2 separate regions of the Mus musculus genome follow, and region 1 is linked to region 2. Evidence: chromatin contacts called from ENCODE Hi-C or POLR2A ChIA-PET data. All regions are on one chromosome and are shown on one strand. Each heading gives the region's core, a stretch centred on a gene start or an enhancer-like site at or near the end of the contact. The rest is flanking DNA. Distances are from core to core; before and after follow the strand shown.

Region 1 (3,658 bases), core at 791-3,290, 35 kb after region 2:
AAAGCAATTCCCCTGTCTCATGCCCCTAAATTTTTGGTTTCCAGGACCATGTGTAGATTTTGATCTAAAAATGAAAAAAAAAAATGCTGTATTTGTTTATAAAATGAGGGCTTGAAATAAAAATATACAAAGTGAAAGGCATTTCACGGGCCAGGCCTGTATCTCTGGCACAGTGCTTGCCTGGTATGCACTGAGGCCCTGGGTTCTATCCCTGGGGGAAGGGAGAAGGAAGCTGTAGTAACATTAGAAAGCTACAGGTAAAATGACTGCAGCTGTGTCCCAGGCAGGCCTGGTGTACATAGTAAGTTTCAGACTAGCCAGGGCTACGTAACCCCGACACAGAAGCAAGCAAGCGTTTAGATACAACTCAGAACTAAGTTGCCAAGGTCTCTGCTATCCCTTACCTTAAATTCTAACTGGGAAATGACAGAAAAGAAACAGCAGTCAGGCTCTCAGACTGAAATCACTAAGCAGTCACATCCAAGGGGAAACCGGGCCAAGCAGTTTAAGTGAAGGTCAGGTATTTCGGGTATATAGATATACATTACAAACAGGGATATTTCAAGGTTAAAATAACGGGAAAACTGATTTTCCTCCTACCCATACAAGTACCTCATTTTTGTTCTCCAAATTGCAGCATAAATAACTCTCCCCCGTTTCTCCTCCCCTTCAGGTGGGTAGGCGTAAAAGGGCACCCATTGGCATGGAGCCAAAAAAACGGGCTCTGGGAAGGACAGACTGTTCTACTACCTTGAAGATGCTTGAACACATTCAAAGGGAAGAAGGCAAGCATAAAAAGTTACGTAGGCTTCGCTCCCAGTTAGTATGTGCCCCGGGGAGGTGTCTGCCGTACTCCAGGAGACTGTCTCAAATCTGCTCTTCTGAGGCCCAAGGAAGAATCAGGAGTTACTAGTTCCCGTTTAGGCCTGGCACTTTCAGTACACCTTAGTTTAAGATGACTCATTTGTCTTTTTTTAAAAAAGGAAGTCAGTCCTCTTGTCTTGCTCACAGCTGCATCACCAGCAACTGGTCCAGTGCCTGGCTCGGAGAAACTGGGTTACGAAATATTTTAAGGAGCAAAGAGCCGACTGAAATGCAGGGAAAGATTGATGGCTTCCAGTCAACAGAATCTCCCAAGGGTTTAAAACAAAGAAAGTACATTACACTTCAACCCTTTTCCATCCAAAGGCCAGGCTGGTCTGTCAGGGGATAGGGGATCATCAGGCACTACTGTGGTGACACTGAAGGATGCACTACGCCAAGGTCATGGATGCACACCGGATCTGGACGCCCCCAGAACCTCCTTGCATGTGGTCACATTTCCCCCCGTCACGCACGCTGCTTCTACACAGCACTGGCAGATTTAACCCTCTGGACCCCGACAGCTGGACCTGTTGTCCCGCAGGGCAGCTGGTCAAGGACATGCGCGCCCCCCTGCACCACAGCCAATCAGCGACAGGCAGCTCCGGCACCATAGCCAATCGGCTAGAGGATGGCCCAGCGCCACCGCCCACGTGCTCACCCCTTGCCCCGCACCCCACTGTGCTGAGTCCACATCTGGGACCCCCCATCACCCGCTAGAATGGGATTCTGGGTGCAGTCGAGAACCACAATTCCCACCTCGGGGGCTACGCTGGCCCTCTGTCCGGAGATACAGGGGAGGGATGAGGGGTCCTGGGGTCACCCCGGGGCGCAGACACTGGACTCTAAGACTCGGGACAGTCAACCCTTGGGGACACACGAGGTGCGCACGTGTGTCCGATCGCGGGGTGGGGTGCAGGTTTCACAGGGTCCACAGTTCGGCTGGGCAGGGGCAGGCCCGCGGTGCCGCTGCATCTCTGTATCCCTCGGCTCACCTGGCTCTGGCAGAGGCTGCAGCAGCTAGGCCTGGGTGAAAGGCAGCAGCCATCCCGGAGAGGATGCGGCTGGAGTGCAGGAGGGCCATGGTGGGCGGTAAGACGGCAGTGGATGGTGGTAGAGCCGAGATCTGGGGAAGCGTCCGCTGGAACCGAGGCGCGGGCTCCTAAAAGGTGAGGACAGTGACTTCCCTGGGCGTGGCTAGAGCGGCCCTGCGCCTGGAGCGAATCATGTCGCAGCGGCCCCTTGCGGTCGGGGGTAGAACGACGACGCCTCCACGGAGGTCATGGAAACTCGCAAGGGCACTGCTAATCGCTGCCTATAAATCCTGTGAAGCTTGTATGTGAGGATGCGCAGTCCACAGTGCTCAGCGCTCTGCTTCCAGTTAATCATCCGCTACGCTAGAGGCAGCTGCCTAGCGTGCCAGTTTGAAAGAAGGAAAAAAATGTAAACTGACCCGAGGAAGTATTTTTTTTTTTTCCTAATGCTCCAGTGTGGTTTTCCTTTCAACCCACTAGTTTCCCCAAGTGCAAGTCTCTCAAGGTTCAGAATGCTTTCATGTCCCTGTTAGAGGACAACAGGCATATTTTGTGGGGCAGTTGTGAGTATTAACTTGTGAGATTAGCAGATTATGCCCTAAAAAAAAAAAAAAAAAAAAAAAAAAAAAAAAAAAAAAAGCCTGATTAGTCAATACAAAATTACCCAGGACCAACGACAAACTTTTGCACATCAAGTCTTCATAATTATGTTTGGAAGAAATGAATAAGCTTTTAAAGGCTGGGAGAATGAATTTGAGACAAGTCCACAAGTTGACCGAATTCACTCTGAACATGGGCCATTATTTCCCAGGGATGCCTTGCAGAAATCTGTATAGATTGCCAGTCTAATTTCTCCGGCCACTTCAGTTGTCTGTGTGATTGTTATCAAATCTGGGGGCCACAGCATGTGCTGCAAACCAGGCCCAGGTCACTGGTCCTCAAACAAAGTAAAATAGTGAAAAGCAGAAAAAGATTTACTTGCTGGGTGGTGGTGGTGCATGCCTTTAATCCCAGCACTTGGGAGGCAGAGGTAGGTGGATTTCAGAGTTCGAGGCCAGCCTGGTCTACACAGAGAAACCCTGTCTCGAAATTTTTTTTTTTTTTTTTTACTCAATGTGGCCACACTAGGAAGTTGGACAGAAAGATCCAGTTTTCCTTCGGGGTTCAAATGAGAGATTCCAACGTAAACAGATTCCCAGTCAGCTTGTGTTCCTGCCTGCCATTAACCCATCCTATAAGGTGATGGATCTGATAAGTTGCTAGAACTGTATAGACTCTCTGGGAGAAAGGTTGCCTCTCTGGCTGGGGCCTTTTCTTATTTCAGTATGAGATTCCTAGAGATATTGCCATTTCTTTGGGTTCCATTGTTTCAGTAGTCAAATTGATAGACACAGTGCCTCTTTAGGATATCTTCATTTCTTCCAGGGCTGTTGCATGAAGTCCAGATCCCTACATGGAATCACATTCTGGTCTACCCTAACTTACTGTCTTCTGGCACATGTGTCTCCCTGACCTTGGGCTAGATTAAAAAAAAATAGATATTTATTTAATGTTGTATGAGCATCCTGTTGCTGACACACCAGAAGAGGGCATCAGATCCAATTACAGATGGTTGTGAGCCACCATGTGGTTGCTGGGAATTGAACTCATGACCTCTGGAAGAGCAGACAGTGCTCTTAACCACTGAGCCATCTCTCCAGCTTTTAGGCTAGATTCTTTTTTCTTCTTCTTCTTCTTCTTTTTTTTTTTGGTTTTTCAAGACA
Region 2 (4,083 bases), core at 1,179-3,678:
AGGCTTTCCTTTTGCCTTGAAAACCAGGAGGCTCACTCTTCTGAAAACCAATCCTCAGTGTTCTCACTGCAGTGCAGAGTCTGAACCTCCGAGAGGAATAACGTTTCTTAAACAGACACAGCTAAGCCCACACTTAAGAGCAACCCTAAGGAAGCTCATGCCTGTAATCTCAGTGTTTGGGAGGCTGAGGCAGGAGGACTGGTGTGATTTCAAGGTCAGCTTGGACCACATAGCTAGTTCTGGGCTATATAGTATAATTCTGTCTCAAAAAACCAACCAAACATGCACACACACACACCTGAGTTGGGAGGGGCTATGCTCTCGTCTTAGACTCAGCCAAAAGCTAGCCTGTCCACTTCCTACCTGCGTGACCTTGGGTAAGTCACTTTAGCCCCCCCCCTCGCCCCCCAAGCGTTTTCATGGTGTAAGCTTTCTTGTGAAGAGTATGCTGATATTAGTAAGCATTACCTGGGTGGGCCTGGTGCAGCCTGTGCTTAACATAGATGAGGCTTGGGAGATGGTCCCTAACAACCTCTACTTTGGGGCTGGTAAGATGGCTGAATGGGTAAAAGTACTTGCAATCAAGATTAATGACTTGAGTTCGATCCCTGGGACCCATTCAGTGGACAGAAAGAATGGGCAGGTTGGTCTCTGACCTCCATATAGGAACTATGGAATGTTCATTCATTCACATTCTTATTTTCTGTAGTTTAAAAAAAAAATCGCTGTGCGGTGGTGGTACATGCCTTTAATCCCAGCACGTGGGAGGCAGAGGCAGGCAGATTTCTGAGTTCGAGGCCAGCCTGGTCTACAAAGTGAATTCCAGGACAGCCAGGACGACACACAGAGAAACCCTGTCTCGAAAAACCAAAATAAAAATAAATAAATAAATAAATAAGTCCCGGGCTGGAGAGACAGCTCAGCGTTTAAGAGCACTGACTGCTCTTCCAGAGGTCCTGAGTTCAATTCCCAGCAAACACATGGTGGCTCACAACCATCTGTAATGGGATCTGATGCCCTCTTCTGCTGTGTCTGAAGAGAGCGAAAGTGTATTCATATACATAAAATAAATAAACCTTTTTTGTTGTTGTTGTTTTAAAATCCCATTTCCTCCCCACAAAGGCAGTGATTCAGCCACAACCACTCTCCAACCCTCCTGATAAGGTCAGCCCACCGCAATGGAGGAGGTCTAGAACAGTACATAGGCCCCTGAGGATGCTTCCCAGATGTGCCTTCTAATGATGGACAAAGCTGGGAACATCAACCCAGGAAAGAAGAGAGAAGTGCAAGTGCTCTGGGACATCTGCCATCCAGCAATTAAGGGACACAGTCCCAGTGCTGGGGCCCTCTGCTGGGGCCAGAATCAGAAACACCAGTCTGGCCACAGACTTCTTCCTCTTATGACGCAATCTCCCTTCCCAGCCAGCAACTCAGCAAAATCTCAGTGGTGAGTAGTAAAGGCAGTCTGGGGACTCCCCTGGTCCAGGCATTGCTCCAGAGAGGTCTAAGGCCATCCCTTCCACATTGCTCACACCGCAGAAAAACATACTTCAAGGTCCCGTGACCCTAAGTCTCTCTAGGAAGCAGGTTTCCTTTTGGCACCCCTACCCAGTCCTCGGCCATTTGCCCAGCCTCTCCTGCAACCACACAAAAGCTCAGGACGAGCAACCCCATCCCTTGGACCACTCTCACTGCTCTAAGAGCTTTTACCTCGGCCCCAATCATTTAGCCCAACTTACCTGCTAATCTAGAAGAGGGCTGTTTCCTCTGCCTAAAGGTATGGGGTCAGAGCCCCCTCACCTCCCCTTTTGGCCTCAAGTTCTTCTCAAGGCTTTATCTAAAAATCTGCAGTCAGAAGAGAGAAGAGTTTGACCTTTTGCAGCTGGCTACCAGGGCAGGGGGTGGGAGATTACACTGAGTGGTTCTGAATAACCTATAGCAAGGAGTGGAGTGCCAGTTCAAATAGGGAAAAGGTACACGAAGGAAAGAGGTTACATTAAAGTCACGGTGAGCAGTTGGCGGGGCCAGAGCTATAAGCACGATGCACATTATTTATTAGGTCGGAGATGGAACAGATCTCACATGGTTCCCAGACCAGCCCGGGACCAGCACTGAAACACGAGGTTTGGATTGCATTAGGAGGTGGGACAGCGAGCACCTGACCAGGGTGGGTTGGGATGAGCCCCAAGCCTGGCGAAAAAGCGGTGGGTTGCGTTTTTAACTCCAAAGCTAACTCGATCCTGGCCTAGGACTGAGTGGAGAGCCGTCAGGCTAAGGTGTGGCTGGACTGGTGCAGCAGAAAGCAACAGGCAAAGACGGCTGTGGAGCCCTACAGGGATCTGGTCTCAGCAGTGATGGGGAACTCTGAAGACCCAAGAACCCTACAACCCCACCTTGCACCTCCCGTACCTCCTTTCACATACCTTGTAGGCGTTGTTCCGGAGCCGACTCAAGTAACACGTGAGCCTGAATCACATGACCGTCCAGCTAGCACAGGCCGCAGGAAACTCTGGGAGTTGTAGTTTTTAAGTCAGTGTCACCATCGGACCACACCAGCTTCTCAACCCAACAATAGTTCTGAGCCAGCCTAGCTTTCTGCCAACCCGTTTATCCAGTTATTTTTAGACTTGGTCCCTTGGCCAAATTAAACACTGTTCCTTCCTCCTGGAAAGAGCGTTAAGAGGTTTGGCATCTTTGTCCTCAGGAGCCACGGGCCAAAGCTATTTGGCCTCATTATGTTTGTTCCTGCATTCATTGCCACAGCAAGTGACCCCAGAGTTTCTTTGACTGAGGAGTGTGAGGGACCTTTGAACAAGAGAGAGAGAGAGAGAAAGAGTCAGTTTGAGCATTCATTAATCCCTGGCTACAACCTCAAGGCTAGATTTCGGAAATGTTTGAGGCGGTTCAGGCTCTCGACTTATTGAATGAAGGTGAATTGCCTAGAGCTTTGGCTTCTGGGCTGTATGCCGTTTATAAAGGAAGTCCTTTTCTGCCTCTTTATTTGTGGTTCTAGAACTTGAATCTGAGCCCCAGGAAGGAGCGATATCTTTCAATTATATTCACAGTCTAGTTTAATTATTATTTTTTCTTTTCTTTCTTTCTTTTTTCTCTTTTAAAAGATTTATTTATTTATTATGTATACAGCGTTCTGCCTGTATCCTACAGGGCAGAAGAGTGCACCAGATCTCATTACTGATGGTTGTGAGCCATGTGGTTGCTGGGAATTGAACTCAGGACCTCCGGAACAGCAGACAGTTCTCTTAACCTCTGAGCCATCTCTCCAGCACCAGTTTTTCCTTTTACATTTACTTACGTGTGTCTGTGCATTCACAGTATGCACGGGGAGTCCACAGGGCAACTCTCACGAGTTGCTTCCCTCCTTTCATCCTGTGGCTTCTGGGGATTGAGTTCAGGTCTTCAGGGTTGGTAACAAGTGCCTTTACACGTTGAGCCTCTCAATGGGTCTACCTCTCATTTGAAAAAGTTGGGTATGGGACACATGCCTGTAAACCCAGCATTCAACAGACTGAGGCAGGAGAGCAGTGAGCTTGAAGCTAGCTTGGGTTCCACAATAAAATCCTGGCTCAGGAAGCAATGCTACCTCCCCACCCCACCGGCCCAAGATGAAAAAGGAGGCGATGTTACTGAGATTAGCAGAGCCAAGTACAGACATAAGAAATAATATAGAGCCGGGCGTGGTGGCGCACACCTTTAATACCAGCACTCAGGAGGCAGAGGCAGGCGGATTTCTGAGTTCAAGGCCAGCCTGGTGTACAAAGTGAGCTCCTGGACAGACAGGGCTATATAGAGAAACCCTGTCTCGAAAAACCAAAAAAAAAAAAAAAAAAAAAAAAAAAAAAGAGAGAAATAATATAGAGATCTGTGTGTCAGTTTGCCTCAACACACGAGTTCACAGAACTTTGGTACAACATCATACAACCAGAATATTGACATTGACACAATCTGTTAATAATATTCATCATTATTATTAAATTTACTTATTTTAATGTGTGTGTGTTTCTGTCTGTGTGCAGCACATGTCTTGACGATGCATCAGATTCCTTGAAACTGGAGTTACAGACA

Evidence for each region. Hi-C counts contacts between places; a loop is a spot of excess contacts on that map. ChIA-PET counts read pairs that join two places held with the same protein, here RNA polymerase II (POLR2A).
Region 1: a loop to region 2 is called in a map of heart, with 4 times the contacts of the local background. The contact joins the promoter of Got2 here to the promoter of Slc38a7 in region 2. A Hi-C loop is called at or near these places in 9 of 37 maps with a recorded cell type or tissue (adrenal gland, heart, left cerebral cortex and 1 more). POLR2A ChIA-PET finds 5 or more read pairs at or near these places in 4 of 5 experiments (Patski and embryonic stem cell).

What each region holds. Positions count from the first base shown.
Region 1 is chr8:95,886,361-95,890,018 of GRCm38, forward strand. Got2 (glutamatic-oxaloacetic transaminase 2, mitochondrial) reads right to left here and starts at 2,041. Exons shown (of 10, transcript NM_010325.3): 1 at 1,857-2,041. The coding sequence starts at 1,945.
Region 2 is chr8:95,851,063-95,855,145 of GRCm38, forward strand. It overlaps Slc38a7 (solute carrier family 38, member 7), which reads right to left and starts at 2,429. Exons shown (of 12, transcript NM_172758.4): 1 at 2,410-2,429; 2 at 1,740-1,845.